Regions from separate parts of the Homo sapiens genome. Here region 1 is linked to region 2. The links are chromatin loops, found by intact Hi-C in ENCODE. Cell type or tissue: heart left ventricle. All regions are shown on one strand. Links, peaks and the distances in the headings refer to the core of each region. The heading gives the core; the rest is flanking DNA.

What was found. A loop is a pair of places that touch in the nucleus more often than their neighbours do. Peaks named below come from ENCODE experiments on the same cell type or tissue, not always from the same donor. Only the 100,000 strongest peaks of a DNase experiment are listed, where the experiment ranks them.
Region 1: a loop joins it to region 2, with 4 times the contacts of the local background. A loop is called at or near these places in 13 of 110 quality-filtered maps.

The regions. Positions count from the first base shown.
Region 1 is chr5:159,115,512-159,123,850 of GRCh38, reverse strand. It overlaps LINC02202 (long intergenic non-protein coding RNA 2202), which reads right to left. Exons shown (of 3, transcript NR_109890.1): 3 at 6,373-8,339. Among named protein-coding and RNA genes, the nearest start is that of LINC02202, 19 kb to the right of the region's middle. In heart left ventricle, for the core only: no CTCF peak of the experiment used is centred there; a DNase peak (open chromatin) is centred at 4,640.
Region 2 is chr5:158,010,550-158,018,888 of GRCh38, reverse strand. No RefSeq gene overlaps it. Among named protein-coding and RNA genes, the nearest start is that of CLINT1, 160 kb to the right of the region's middle. In heart left ventricle, for the core only: a CTCF peak has its summit at 4,780 (motif pointing left); no DNase peak of the experiment used is centred there.

The sequences.
Region 1 (8,339 bases), core at 167-8,166, 1.1 Mb before region 2:
GTGGTATAGAGTTTCAGTTTGATGAAAATAGTTCTGGAGATTGGTTGCACAAGTTTGACTGTACTTAACACTACTGAACTGTACACTTAAAAATGACTCAGATGGTAAATTTTATGTTATGCAGTTTTACCATAATTTTTTTAAAAAGAAGCTTCCTTGGAGAACACAAGATTTCAACACATCATTACACCTGTATAAACTCAATGCATTCCAAAACATTATAAAAAGAAGAATTAGCAATTTAAAAAGTCTGAGTAAACCTCAAATATTTGAATTTAAAAGAAATTGAATTAGCAATTAAAAAATATTTCCAGAGAGAATAGTCCAGAACCAGATGATTTTACCGGTAAATTCAATCAAATATTTAAAGAAATAATACCAATCCTTCAAATACTTTTTCCAAAAATAGAGGGGGGAGGGAACACTTCTGAACTCACTTGATGAAGTCACTATTACCCTGTTACCAAAACCAGACAATGACCTCACTGGAAAAGAAAACTACAGACCAATTTCCTTCATGAACATAGATACAAACATTCTCAACAAAATATTAGAAATTTGAATTTAGCAATATATAAATAGGATTATACACTACGACCAAGTAAGATATATCCCTGACATGTTAGGTGATTTAATGGCATTTCTGTAGAGTATATACCTAGAGGTGAAATTTCTAGATTATAGGGTAAAATATTTTGTAAATAATGTCAGACTTGGTTCCAAAGTGGTTGTACTTATTAACAGTGTATGAGAGTTCTCACATGTATTAAGTAACACTTGCATTGTCAGTCTTTTAAACTTTTGACTATTTTTTTTGAAACACGGTCTTGTTCTGTGACCCAGACAGACTCACTGCAGCCTCAGCCTCCTGGGCTCAAGTGATCCTCCTGCCTCAGTCTCCTGAAGATCTGGGACCATAGGCATGTGCCACCACATCCAGCTAATTAAAAAAAAATTTTTTTTGTAAAGATGGGGTCTCCCCGTGGTTGCCCAGACTGGTCTCTAACTCCTGGGCTCAAGCAATCCTCCCACTTCATATTCCCAAATTGCTGGGATTACTGGCATGAGCCATCGCACCCAGCCTAACTTTTGCCTGTTTGATAGGTATAAGACTATCTTACTCTGGTTTTATTTTGTATTTGCCTGAATTGTAATACAGTTGAGCACCTTCTTATGTGTGGTTAGCCATTTGGGTATCTTCTGTACATGTGTGTAAAATGCCTGTTAGAGTTTATAAATAGTGATTATATATAAGATTTTATTGAGTGTTTACTACATGCCAGGCACTAATTACTAGATAAAGATTCATTTTATCATCACAATAAAGCTAAGTAGTATGTACTATTATTATCTACATTAACAACTTTTTTCTGCTTCTATTGTGATGAAGACAATATGATTTTCCTCTTTTAACCTATTAATGTGGTGAATTACTTGCTTTTCATTATGTTACATCAACCTTAAAATCAAAGGATAAATTCTACTTGTTCATGAGCTATTGTCCTTCCTGTATATTGTGAATTCAATTTGTTAATATTTTGTTTAAATTTTTAAAAATCTAGGTTAATGAATAGGATTAACCTATATTCTTCTCTTACACTGTTTTTGTTAGGTTTTGATATCATTATTATTATTATTATTACTGTTTTTGAGGCAGAGTCTCACTTGGTAGTCCAAGCTGGACTACAGTGGTAGTGCGATCTTGGCTCACTGCAACCTCTGCCTCCCAGGTGCAAGCGATTCTCCCGTCTCAGCCTCCCGAGTAGCTGGGATTACAGGTGTCCACCACCAAGCCCAGATAATTTTTGTATTTTCAGTAGAGACAGGGTTTCGCCATATTGGCCAGACTGGTCTCGAACTCCTGACCTCAAGTGATCTGCCTGCTTTGACTCCCAAAGTGCTGGGATTACAGGTGTGAGCCACCGCTCCTGGCATCATTATGATTTTTAATCCTGAATATTTATCATTATTCCATTACAGTAGTCCCACCTTATTCACAGGACATACTTTTGAAGACACCCAGTGGATGACTGGAACTGCTAATAGTGCCAAACCCTATCAATACTATGTTTTTTGCTATATATGCTTACCTATGATAGAGTTTAATTTATAAATTAAGCACAATAAGAGATGAACAACAATAGCTAATAATAAAATAGAACAATTATAACAACATACGGTAATGAAAGTTATGTGAGTGTGGTCTCTCTCAGAATATCTTATTGTACTATACTCATCTATTTTCTTCAATTTTTTTTTAACTCAATGGTTCTTTTAGAGACATATACTTGCCTATTTTCAGATCATGGTTGACCCTGGGTAATTGAAACGCAGGAAAGTGAAACCTGGGATAAGGAGGGACTGCTGAAATTTCCCCTACTCATTTGGAAGTAACACACGCTAGTTCTATAATGTGTAGTTGTTACCTTATATTATGGATTGAATTGTTTCCCTCCAAAAGATACACTGAAGACTTAACCTCCCACCTCCACTCGGTAACCTTATTTTGAAATAGGGTCTTGCAGATGTAATCAAATTAAGATGAGGTCATCAGGGTGCAACCTAATCCAATATGGCTGGCGTCCTAGTAAGAGGAGATGGCAGTGACATATGGGGAAGATAGCCCAGTGAAGACAGAGTCAGAGATTGGAGTAATACTGCCACAAGCCAAGGAATGCCTGAGACTACTAGAGGCTAGAAAAAGCAAAGAGGGCTTCTTCCCAAGAGCCTTCAGAGAGAACATAGCCCTGCCAACACCTTGATTTTGGACTTCTAGCCTCTGATACTATGAAAGAATATATTTCTGTTGTTTAAGTCCCCCAGTTTGTGGTACTCTGTTATGGCAGGGGTAGGAAACTAATCCTAGAAATTCCAACCTCCATAATTAGTGTACCAAAGTTTACAAGTGATCAGAATGTTATTCCCTTCCTGGACAAACGTGGAACACAGGGAAACCACAAAGAAGAACCTTTTATTATTTCTGTATTTCCCTTCTTCAAACTCATATGCTTTTGTTGTCCAGTACTTTAATCAATCCCCCCTTTTCCCCACTAGAAATTCTCATTGCTATTTTATACAGTCGATGCTTATTTTGTTTACCCACATTACCTACTTGCTTTGTTCCACAAAGTTTGATGCATCTCAGATCTTCTTTCCGGTGTCATTGTCTTCCTGCCTAGGTACAGCAAGTGATTTTCTGTAGTGAGAATCTGCTGACAACAAATTCTGTCAGGTTTAGTTTCACTTTCACTGGGTGTAGAATTCTATGTGGCAACGATTTTATTTTGGTACACTTAAGACACCATTTCACTATCTTCTCTCTACCATTACTGCTGCTGAGAGAAGAGCTAGCTCTTCGTTGGAATCATTCTAATTGCCATTCTTTAAAAAGTTACTTATCAGGCTGGGCGCGGTGGCTCATGCCTCTAATCTGTGTGTCAGGAATTGGTGGGTTCTTGGTCTCACTGACTTCAGGAATGAAGCCACGGACCCTCGCCGTGAGTGTTACAGTTCTTAAAGACAGCGCTTTCCTTCAGATGTTCGGATGTGTTCGGAGTTTCTTCCTTCTGGTGGGTTCCTGGTCTCACTAGCTCAGGAGTGAAACTGCAGACCTTTGCGGTGAGTGTTACAGCTCATAAAGGCAGTGTGGACCCAAAGCGTGAACAGCAGCAAGATTCACTGGGAAAAGTGAAAGAACAACACTTCCACAGTGTGGAAGTGGACTCCAGACCCTTGCCACTGCTGGCTTGGGCAGCTTGCTTTTATTCTCTTATCTGGCACCACCCACATCCTGCTGATTGGTCCATTTTACAGAGAGCCGATTGGTCTGTTTTGCAGAGAGCTGAATGGTCTGTTTTGACAGGGTGCTGATTGGTGGGTTTACAATCCCTGAGCTAGATACAAAAGTTCTCCATGTCCCCCCACTAGATTAGCTAGATACTGAGTGTCCATTGGTGTATTTACATACAAACCCTGAGCTAGACGCAGAGTGCTGATTGGTGCATTTACAAACCTTGAGCTAGATACAGAGTGCCGATTGGTGCATTCACAATCCCTTAGCTAGACATAAAGATTCTCCAAGTCCCCACCAGATTAACTAGATACAGAGTGCCGATTGGTGCATTCATAAACCCTGAGCTAGACACAGGGTGCTGATTGGCGTGTTTACAAACCTTGAGCTAGATACAGAGTGCTGATTGGTGTATTTACAATCCCTTAGCTAGACATAAAGGTTCTCCAAGTCCCCACCAGACTCAGGAACCCAGCTGGCTTCACTCAGTGGATCCCGCACCAGGGCCACAGGTGGAGCTGCCTGCCAGTCCCATGCGCCCTGCACCCGCACTCCTCAGCCCTTAGGCGGTCGATGGGACTGGGTGCCGTGGAGCAGGGAGCGGTGCTCCTCCAGGAGGCTGGGGCTGCGCAGGAGCCCATGGCAGGTGGGGGGAGGCTCATGCATGGCAGGCTGCAGGTCCCGAGCCCTGCCCTGCGGGGGCAGCTAAGGCCAGGTGAGAAATCAAGCACAGCAGCTGCTGGCCCAGGTGCTAAGCCCCTCACTGCCCAGGGCTTGCAGGCGGGCCCGCCGCTCTGAGTGCGGGGCCCGCCGAGCCCACGCCCACCCGGAACTCACGCTGGCCCGCAAGCGCCGCGTGCAGCTCCGGTTCCTGCCCGCGCCTCTCCCTCCACACCTCTCCGCAAGCTGATGGAGCCGGCTCCGGCCTTGGCCAGCCCAGAAAGGGGCTCCTACAGAGCAGCAGCGAGCTGAAGGGCTCCTCAAGCGCGGCCAGAGTGGGTGCCAAGGTCGAGGAGGCGCCGAGAGCGAGCGAGGGCTGCAAGGGCTGCCAGCATGCTGTCACCTCTCACCAGCACTTTGGGAGGCGGAGGCGGGAGGATCACGAGGTCAGGAGATCAAGGCCATCCTGGCTAACAGGGTGAAACCCCGTCTCTACTAAAAATACAAAAAAATTAGCCGGACGTGGTGGCGGGCGCCTGCAGTCCCAGCTACTCGGAGGGAGAATGGCGTGAACCTGGGAGGCGGAGCTTGCAGTGAGCCGAGATTGCGCGACTACACTCCAGCCTGCGTGACAGAGCGAGACTCCGTCTCACACACACACAAAAAAGTAGCTTATCTTTTTTCCCTCTGGCTGTTTTAAATATTTTTCTATTTACTTTTGTTTTTCTGCAATTTTACTATAGTGCATCTAGTTGCAGATTTTATTTTACTTGCTTGGGGTTCTCTGGATCTCCTCAATTTATAGATTTAACATGTTCCTTCGATTCTGGAAAATTCTCAGCCATTTTCTCTCCAAACATTTCCTGCACCTCATCTTCTCTTTCCTCTCCTCCCAAGGACACAATGTTAGATTTCTCACTATATCCTCCTTGTGTCTTACTCTCGTTTTTATTTTTCCTTCTCCATGTTTCGGTTGGATAGTTTAATTTATCTTTCCATTCATTAGTTCTCTCTTATCCAATCTGCTGTTGAATCCATTCACTGAATTGTTAACATTATTTTAGTCTTTATTTATAAAATTTTTTTTTCAAATCTGGTATGACAAATTTTATAGTTTTTCTGTTTCCTGCAGATATTGTAGAGTTTGTCATTTACTTCTTTACACATGGTTAACTATGGTGATATTTCAGTCTGTATGATACTTTCAATACAGGAGTGGAGTGCAGATGTTTCTGCCTTCTGTTGGTTCTGTGGATTCTCATTGAAATCCTAGCTTAATTTGAGGAGGTCTCCTAAAAATTTCCCACCTTGGATGGCTTTGAGTCCTGACCTTTGCTGCCTCTCCCCATACAGCCCCTGAGCAGAGCCCAAGTGAACGATAACCAGAAATGCTTTCAGGCCTAATTGGTTTCGTGTCTGATATTCCAGTCCTTTTTCTGGTTACAAATCTGTCCCCTCAAATTGTCCTGGGAATTTCCGACTGTTGTTTTTTTCTTTTCAGTCCTTTTCAGGAGAGTTCAAACTTATTTTGACGTGTGTGTGTGTGTGTGTGTGTGTGTGTGTGTGTGTGTGTGTATGTTGGTAGTAGAGGGTTGATTTGAATGACCTAGCTGCCATGGCTGGAAACCAGAAGCTCAATGATACTATTTTTGGTCTTTCACATTCTTGAGTATATCCAAGTTGGCATGATATCCCCACAACATAATGGAATTTGAGTGCTTAACTGCATGTGAAGTACTATGCATATGATTATGGACTAGCATCAAGGAAAAGGAAGGGGAAATTAACTTTGCTTAGATTCCTTATCTAATTCTAGTTATTTAAGAATATTATCCAAGTCCTTATTTAACAACAATCGTTTGCACATCTCAAGACAGTATGAAGTCCACAAATCTTAACATAAGAAACTGAAGTCGTAGTCTAAGTGCCAACATATTTACTGGAGACAGATTTATTTAAACAATCAGATTTGTGAATGGAAGCCTCCAAAAACACAAAATTTAAAAATCAACAATTGCTCTTGCTTATTAGAAAGAGGCTGTATTTTTATATTTTAAAAATATCAATGCTTCTCACACATGCCCTTATACAAAATTAATGAAATAGAATATTTTATCAAAATATTAAAAATAACTATGCTTTTAATGCTAAGACTACTGTGAAGACTAAAAAAATTTTGAATTCAAATTACAAAATCATTTGGTCTGAAAACATAAGGTACTCCACATTTTACCTATTGTAGAGTTTAAAGTCCTTGTGAGCAATTTGAAGTGTCAACTTTCCTACTGATGTGGCCTACATATTTCAAAATCCAATCTCTATTCTGTTTAATAGTAGGTGCTTTCTGAAGGCTATAGTCCATCACACAAGAGAATACTTCTTCTCACTTATACAACACATGTGTTCATGCCATTCGATTTCAGAGTACAAATACTAAGTCGACTGGTCTTCATTCTCTTGAAAAGCTAAGCGAGGTAAAAAAATAATAGCCATAACGTACAGATCACAAAAAAAGTTATTTCTTTTCCACATGGTTTCCAACAGCCACAATGAAGCCAGCATTGGGTGCTGAGTGAGTGTCATGTGGGTTTTCCAGGGCCCAGGGCAGCTGTGCTCAGCAGCAAGGACATCATTCCTCAGGTTGCTTAAGAAGTCAAACCCAGGCCGGGCACGGTGGCTCATGCCTGTAATCCCAGCACTTTGGGAGGCCGAGGCAGGTGGATCACGAGGTCAGGAGTTCGAGACCAGCCTGACCAACATGGTGAAACCCCGTGTCTACTAAAAATACAAAAATTAGCCGGCCTGATGGCGTGCGCCTGTAATCCCAGCTACTCAGTAGCCCGAGGCAGGAGAATCACTTGAACCCAGGAGGTGGAGGTTGTATTGAGCCAAGATCACACCACTGCACTCCAGCCTGGGCAACAGAGCAAGACTTGGTCTCAAAGAAAAAACAAAGAAGTCAAACTCTGTCTCTCCTGATCCCATAACCTCTACATGCTCCACCTTGATTTCCAGAGGCTTGAGACCCCAGATGTCCCTTCTGTAGCTTAATCAAGTCATCTGGGTTGGTTTCTTCACATTGCTTTGGCACATGTACTTATAAATGGATATCTCAAAGGGGAAACTGAATCTTTCTCTTGAGAGGCAGCATGGTGGAGTGATGGCCTCGGGCTTGGCCTGGGATCCAATGCTGACTTCACCACCTAATGCCTTACAATCTTAGACAAACTATCTCATCCCTCTGTGCCTCAGTTTCCTCATTTGTTAGAAGAGAGAATGATTGCTTCCACTTCATAAACTTGCCATGAGGAATCAATGAGGTCATAAACAGAAAGAATTGACTAGTTTGGCATATAAAAAGTGCTCAATAAATTTTTTGATGTTATTATTCAGATTGAGAAATGTTGTGCACAGCTTTGGTTAACTCACCTGGGGAGAGTAATATTCTTGAGAGAGAGTTTTGAATGTAGTTCAGAAATAATTAAATGCCTTCCTTGATTGAAATAGAAAGGCAATTAAGACAATGAAGTATTTTTCTCTGTAGTATCTAGGACATATTTTCTCATTTTCCTTTTGTAATGGGAAAATGTGAAACTCGGTGAAACTTTCTCAGAGTAGTGACAAATTACTCATTCTGAGGTCAATTGTTCCCCCACAAATACATTTCAAACAGGGAAGGTAGGTAAGATTCTAGAGGCCTCGGAATTCAATGCTGGGGTAGAATGATGTTTAGGACTCAGGCAGCCCAGATTACTAGTGTTGCCAGCCATATGATTTTGGAAAAGCTCTTTAATCCCTCTGGGTCTCAGGCTTCCTAACTATAAACTAGGGGTAAAAATATCCACTGGCAATGGTGATGGTGTTAGGGTGACAGGAGACAGGCTGTGAC
Region 2 (8,339 bases), core at 228-8,227:
TCCAGACTGGAGTGCAGTGGCACAATCATGGCTCACTGCAGCCTCAAACTCCTGGGCTCAAGTGATCCTCCAGCCTCAGCTTCCTATATAGCTAGGAGTACAGGAGCGTACCACCACACCCAGCTAAATTTTTTCAATTTTTCATAGAGGGGGATCTCACTATGTTGCTCAAGCTGGTTTCAAACTCCTGGCCTCAAACAATCCTCCTGCCTCAGCCTCCCAAAGTGCTGGGATTACAGGCGTGAGCCACCACACCTGGCCCACTCTCTGTGTTGTTGAAGATGCTGGAGAACAGGCAATCTTACACACTACTGGTGCAAGTATGAAGGACACTATCTACTAAAATTATAAATGCACATACCCTTTGACCCAGCAATTCTACTTTTGTGGGCAGTTCAGAACCCTCTCTAGAACAGGGGTTGGTGAACTTTTTCTACGAAGGACCAAATAGTAAATATTTCAGGCTTTGCAGGCCATGGGCTCTCTATCTCAGCTACTCAATTCTGTCATTGTAGCATGAAATCAGCTACCGAGAATATATGAATAAGCATGTCTGGGTTTTAATGAAACTTTATTTACAAAACAGGTTGTGAATACGATTTGGCCTGCAGGCCAGTTTGCCAATTCCTGCTACAGGAGGGCATCGGGAACAAAAAGGCTGCACACACCCTTGCTATGGCAGAGACCACTGGCTGTTTCCAACTCCATTTCTCACATATAGTAAAAGCTCTGCAGCTAGAACTTGGGTGACCAGTCAGGAATTGCATTTCTCATCCCTCTGTGCACCTTCTTGGCCACATAACTAAGCTCTCCGTGATGTACGAATAGAAGTATAACTTCTGGCTCACTTGCTTAAGAAGAAATCTCTGTTGCTGGATCTGTTCTTTTTCCCCTTCTCACGGGCTGCTGACAGTGATGAGAAGGATGTTAAAGCCAATACTTAAAATGGCAGCACTGCCATCAACCAGGGTCCTGAATTACTGAATGGGGCAGAGTGATCCAGGGCAGGTCAGGTTTGCAACATAATAAAACATAATAAAAATTGTTGCAAATTTGACCTGGGAGAGAAAAATCTTTTTGCTTCACAACCTTCTAAGACGTTAACATTCCTGATAAAATGCTTAAGCAATTTTCTGTGAACTTTAATAGGATTAAGGTTTGCTCTGGAAAACCAATTACCTACATGCCCAATTACCCACACACTCAGTGGCCAACTGTCAATCAAGAGCCTAGTGACCTTTAACCAGACTTTCTTTTCTTTCTGTGTCTAGTCTAACAATGATTATCTAACCATCCTCTTTTCCTATAAAATGTCCCTGCCAAAAGTGAATTGCGGAGGTGGACTTCTCAGGTCCATTTCCCTTCTACACATGATCATAATAAAACTTTAGTACATGCTCACAACCAAATTGTCTGAAAAGTTTCCTCTAACACTTGGAACATTCACATGTATGTTAGTCCATTTTGCATCACTATAAAGGAATACCTGAGACTAAGCAATTTATAAAGAAAAGAGGTTAGTCCATTTTGCATCGCTATAAAGGAATACCTGAGACTAAGCAATTTATAAAGAAAAGCCTGGTTCTGCAGGCTGTACAAGCATGGCTCCAGCATCTGCTCCTGGTGAGACTTCAGGAAGCTTCTAATCATGGTGGAAGGCAAAGGCGGAACAGGTGTATCACATAGCGAGGGATGGAGGGAGAGAGCACGCACACGAGAGAGTGAGAGAGAGAGAGAGCGTGAGCAGACAGGAGGTGTCAGGCTCTTTAAACAACAAAATCTAGTGTGAATTCAGAGCGAGAACTCACTTATTACCTTGGAGATGGCACCAAACCAATTATGAGGGATCCACTCCATGACTCAAACACCTCCCACCAGGCCCTACCTCCAACATTGGAGATCACATTTCATGTAAGATTTGGAAGGGACAAAACATCCAAACTATATCAATGTGGTCTTGTAATGTAAGTGAGAAATAAATTTACTTTTATTTGAGTCACTAAGTTTGGGTCTCTTTTACAGCAACTTAACCTACCCTAATAAATTTACACTTTAGAAATTTGCTTTGAGTTTACTAAATGCTTACCTTGTGCCAGAGACTATACAAAGCACTTTATATGCATTATTACTAAACTCCATTTCTTTTTCACAGTACAGATCTGCAGCTAGGATTGGATTGCCAGCCAAGAACCTCCACTGCTAATAATGATAATAGCAGCAATAACAAGAATAGTACCACCTAATACTTATCAAATGCTTACAATGTGCCAAGCATTAAGCAAAACTCTATGTTATTCTTTACAATCTTACAGGGGTTCTTCTTTAAAAAAAAATCCAAGTTTAATCACTAGCATTAAATTAATCTCTCTGACTGGTTAATACACTTTATTTAGAAAATGAAAGCAAATCTGCTTTGCCAAGATAAATTTCTGACAGTAAAACTTAACTCAATCTTCTTGGTTTCCGAAGATGCAGAAAAAATGAATCTCCTCTTAAAAGGGATAAGATTCCCAGCATACAGCATCACTGGGTGAGAACTGGTGGTAGGATTTTTTCTTATGCTTCCCAAAGAGGGATCTTATTTTTATAAAGGCTGAGAAGTGCCACACACACTTTTGCTGTTTAGGATTAGCTCATGGGCCCTTTAGAAGCAAAGCTTTGAAGGTGCCCTCCAAGACTTTTCTCCTATTTCTCAAAGAACTAAAAATAGAATAACCATTCAACCCAGCAACCCCATCAGTGGGTATATACCCAAAGAAAAATAAATTGTTCTACCAAAAAGACACGAGGCTGGGCGTAGTGGCTCATGCTTATAATCCCAATGCTTTGGGATGCCTAGGCAAGAGGATCACTTGAGTTCAGGAGTTCAAGACCAGCCTGGGCAACTTAGTGAGACCTCATCTCTACTAAAAATAAAAATTAAAGAAATAGTCAGGCGTGGTGGTACATGCCTGTAGTCCCAGCTACTAGGGAGGCTGAAGCAGGGGGATCACTTGAGCCCAAGAGATCAAGTCTGCAGCAAGTTATGATCTCACCATTGCACTCCAGTCTGGGTGACAAAACAAGATCCTTTCTGCAAACAAAACAAAGAAAAAGACACATGCATTCATATGTTCATAGCAGCACTATCTACAATAGCAAAGACACGAAGCCAACCTGGGTGTCTATCAATGGTGGATTGGATAAAGTAGTACATATACACCACAGAATACTACTTGGCCATAAAAAAGAACAAAATCATGTCCTTCACAGTAACATGGGTGCAGCTGGAGGCCATTATTCCAAGTGAATTAATGCAGAAACAAAAGTCAAATATCACATGTTCTCACTTATAAGTGGGAGCTAAACCTTGAGTACATGCAAACAAAGATGGGAACAACAGACAATGGGGACTCCAAAAGGAGGGAGGGAGGGAGAGGGGCAAGGGCTGAAAAACTTCCTATTGGGTGCTCTGTTCACTATCTGGGTGATGGGATCAATAGAAGTCCAAACCTCAGCATTATGCAATCTACCCCTATAATGAACCTGTGTATATACCCCCTGAATCTAAAGTTTAAATTTTAATTAAAAAAAAAAAAGCTTTTCTCCTAAATGCCTTTTCTCTTTCAGAGAAAGAAATTGTCTCACTTTGCCCCCAAAGACTTAGCTCAGTTTTAAATTAAATTAAAATTATAGGTATAGGAGGGAAAATTCAATTTCGAATTAAGGTACAGGCTGGACCTCAAATCTTGGTACAGCCTTTTCTCTCAAGGTGTTGTAAGGTCTGATATATTCATGTCTGACCTTAGTAGGGTTGGACAGATGTTTTTGTTATTGTTTTATGGGGGTTTTAGTGGGATCTTTTCTACCTAGTGATACTTCTAAGGCAAGGTTCAGAGGAAGGGTCTCAAATGGGGGCATCTGCATCCATGCATTATTGTAAGATCAATTAATAAACACCGGGGACACATCTAAGGGCAGGAATCTCAGGGCCATAGCCTCTGGGTACCTTGCTACCAAAGGTATGAATAAACCACATGATCCTTCTATGTTGTCCAAGAGCAGAATCCTGTTTTCTACAGTGCTTCAAATCATCTGAGAGTGTCTAAGCCTCAGTTTCCTCATCTGTTAAATGGAACCATTAATACTATCTCATAGGCTTGCTGTGAAAATCATTATGGAGTATTTAGGTGCACACACTCTGAAAGTATGCAGCCTGTATCTTAATCTTTATGACATTCTTTAGTACAGTGGAAACCCTGGGCAAATAACTTCTTTGTGCTCAGATTTCTTCATCTCTATAGTGGGGATAATGAGAATATCTATATCATGGGATCATTGTAAGGATTACATTCTTGTATGGTGCCTCACATAACATAATTGGCATCACTACCACTACTACTGTTACCACTACTGATTCTATTTAGTAAAAGAAGTTTCTAGCCATGTCACGCCAAGGGGAGGGGTTGAAAATGCTCCTTGAACCCCTGAAATAGGCTTCCTTGGGAGAATGATCTCCAGAAAGAGGGTCAAGCATTCTGGGTTTGTGAGTGCAGGAAGCTAAGACTAGTCTTGCACCAGCCTCCTAGGGTTGGCCTGTGCCCTGGGATGTGGCTGTGCACCTGAACTCAAGGAGAGGATCAAATCTGATGTCTTGGCAGCCAGAGCTCTCAGTACGCATGGCCCAGTCTAGCCCACAAGAAGTGGAATGTCCTCCCTGGAGAACCACTGAAGGCTCCTCTCAGATGAACGAGCCTATGGGACCGTGCAGAATTCAGCTTCACCAGCGACACCCTCTGGCAGCAAGAAAGAAACAGCCGAGACAGCATAGGGATTTCTCCCCAGATTCCCCTGGTATCAAAAGAAGACTGGCTGCCCCAACCAGTTCTTTTGAGATTAAGAAAATATCCTGGAATTCATAGACATTTTCAGGACTGGAAGTCTCAAGAGAACTATATTTGGAGTCCGTTTGTGAGGAAGAGATTAAGCAATCTGTTGGAAAACTAAATCATCTATCTATCCATCCATGCATCCAATTCCCAAATAATTATTGAGCATTCACTATGTGCCAGGCACTATTTAAAACATTAAGGATATAGCAGCGGACACGGTAGTCAAAGAGATGTGATGATATTTGTACCCTGTGATTGCAGAGCAGTTCATACAAGCCATTTAACATAGAATCATATTGTAATGTCAAATGTGTTTTTTCACTTCTCCCTCATCCACCCATCTCACGCAGTGCATCTAGCCCTCACCGAGGTGCAAGGGCATCCATAGACAATGTTAGTTAGGCCAAACCCTGGCTTCGTTGGCCTGCCCCAAAGACTGCAATTATCCCTAAGAAGGAGTCACTCTTTTGGGTTCAGATCATGCAACTGCCAGAGTCCTTATTTGAATGCAAATAGCCTTGCAGCAGTGACACATTACATCATTGTCATTCATTATCACCTTTCAAGTGTCACAGCAAGGCTGGGGGTGGGGGTGAAGAAATCCTGGAGAGGGAGAGAATCTGAGTGACTTCTTCCAGGAAGAACAAGGCTAGCTGTTGTGGCTCAACAGGGGAACAGGAAGGGGGCTACCGACAGGTTAAAGAAAGGTGAGGTGAACACAAAACCATTTTTCCCTACTTCAGGGGGTGACTGAAGGACTCTCTTGAGGGAGAGACCAGAAGGCAACAGGATGATCAGTAACGAAATGAAGGATGCCTTGTATTAGGCTATGCAATTCAGTTTTGTTTTCACGTAGACCTGGAGTGCTTAAAAAGGTTCACAGTCCTCTATAGAAATGGACAGGGTATATAACAACATAGAGGAAATCTTTACTTAGTAGGTGAACTCACCCACCCTCAATAAAGTTAACTTGGTGAATAAATCAGAAGCTTCGATGGGGAGGAGATTTCCAAGAGGCATTTGATGATCACTCTAAGACTAATTCCAGGGCTTGGTTTAGCTGAATGGGGCATATAAGTTACAGACACAAGCTGAATAGCCTGGACAGGAGAGTCCTGAGAGGCTGTTTGGATTAAGAGACAGGTGGCTGGCAGAGGACAGAGCTTTATTAGCTTTCTATTGTGTGGTCTATGATGCCAACCATATTCCCTGTTTTCTCTTGAAATCTTCAGTAAAATTCCATTCTTGTTCATGCCCCAAAGACCTTAGGGAACGGTCTGAGCACCAGCCAGCCCCAGGAGGCCTGCCACATCTGGGTTCCAACTGTAAATATTTAAAGAGCTTGAGCTGTACAGGGTCCAGTGCACAAAGCCTGCTGCTTAATGCAGGGTTGTTGGTCTAGGGATGGGATTTTTTAATGGTGGCAAAAAAGGTCTAGATGTTCAAAATATGTTGTTTTCATGAGGCGATACCAAATCAATGCTTTGTGTTCAAACCCCAAGCCCCTGATTTCCAAAAATGATGATGCCTAATCCTCAAAGCTAGCGGAACATACTAAGTATAGTTTTCCCATCTTCAGGAGAGACATGACTCCGGTTCAGCAAGGATAGAGAACTTTATCAAAGTCACCTCAACCAATGAAGACAAGAATCAGAGTACCTGGCTCTCCACTGAGAGTCAGACACAACCCAAGGGGCTGGGAACCACATTTGAGCATAGAGCTGAGCTTCATGAAGTTGATTTCCTGAAAGAACATTCCATCTACTTCTCCATCAGAAGGCTGTTGAGACATGACTGGGTAGCACTATTGTTTACGTTGTAAAATTCCAGGCCATCAAGCTGAGTCAAGTTTCAAATCCAGCAGTAAAAAGAATAGCAGAGCATTCTCAAAGGAGCTCCAGAAGACAGCTTCCCCCAAGGTGTATCACCAAGACGGTTCAACCACAGAAAGCTGAAGATAAGTAAACTACAATTTCTTGGAAAATCACCCAACTCATAAACGACACAGTCCACCAGATTCAATAAACATTAGCATCCTTGTTATAATTTCCATGCAATTTGACATCCTGAAGAGCTCTACTCTTGGTCCAAGATCGATTGCCAGCAATTGCCACTCACTTTTATTTTGGGGCTAATGGGCAAAGGCATACTGTTTTGTGGCTTTTCCTTTCTGCAAACATGCTTATGCCTTGGTTAGTCAATTACCCCCATGACTCCTATATCCATTTGCAGTAATTTCTATTAAGGAAAGTTCCACCCCTTGCACTAATGGGAGCTTTGATGATCAACTCAAGGTCCCTAGCTACTATGTTTATCTACTATCCCTGCCAGGCCTCCAAGACCTTTCTCAGCACTATAGAGAAAGGGATCTTTGAAGAGCATAATGGTTCTCATTACTCCTCCTTCCACACCCACCTCACTAGCAGACAGAAATCAGCATGGGTGACAGCCAGCAAATCAACACTGGGAACAATTGCTACATTTGTCATTGTCAGGCATAACATGCACAGACACACATGTGCCACACACAATGGGATTTTGCTCACCAGCAACCCTGTGTTACTTATATTTTTCACTGTTAATATTTTTTCACTAATTTAAATAGTTCCTTCCATGCTGTTGTCCCAGAGTAAAAACCAGACATGCCCATTCTTAATTGCACAATGATGAAAGATTTCATTATCATAATGAATTACACGTGCAACCCTTTTTCAGTGGCACAACCCCAGCTCCTGACAGCCAGAGAAGCAACAGGGAGAAGAACCAAAAACATAAGTCAAATATAAAATTGGAGGGAAAAGACAATAGAGAATTATACCAACGTTTAATGCAATGGATATGGCTGGTGGCGAGAGCCCTCCCTATTCAAGCCAGGCTTCCAGAAAACAGCAGGAAAAGTGCTAAGACAGATTTTAAACAGACTCCTCCTTGCTACTCAAAGTGTGGCCCACAGAGCAGCAGTGATGGTGTCACTTGTTAGAAATGCAGAATTTCGGGCCTCACCCAGACCTACCGAATCAGAATTTGCGTTTTAACAAACATGCGGGTAATATGTGGGTACATTGAAGTTTGAGAAGCACAGCTCTAGCTCATTGGGATATGAGAAAACAGAAGTCTCCTAAGGATGGAAGACCAGTTCTAATAGAGTTCAGATAGAATGAACCCAGCGGAGAACATTAAGAAAAGAAGGAAGGCTGGCCGGGTGCAGTGGCTCATGCCTGTAATCCCAGCACTTTGAGAGGCTGAAGTGGGTGGATCGCTTGAAGCCAGGAGTTCGAGACCAGCCTAGCCAACATGGCAAAACTCCATTTCTACTAAAAATACAAAAATCAGCCAGGTGTGGTGGCAGATGCCTATAATTCCAGCTACTCTAGAGTCTGAGGCTGGAGACTCACTTGAACCTGGGAGGCAGAGAGCCAAGATCACACTACTGCATTCCAGCCTGGATGACAGAGTGAGACTCTGTCT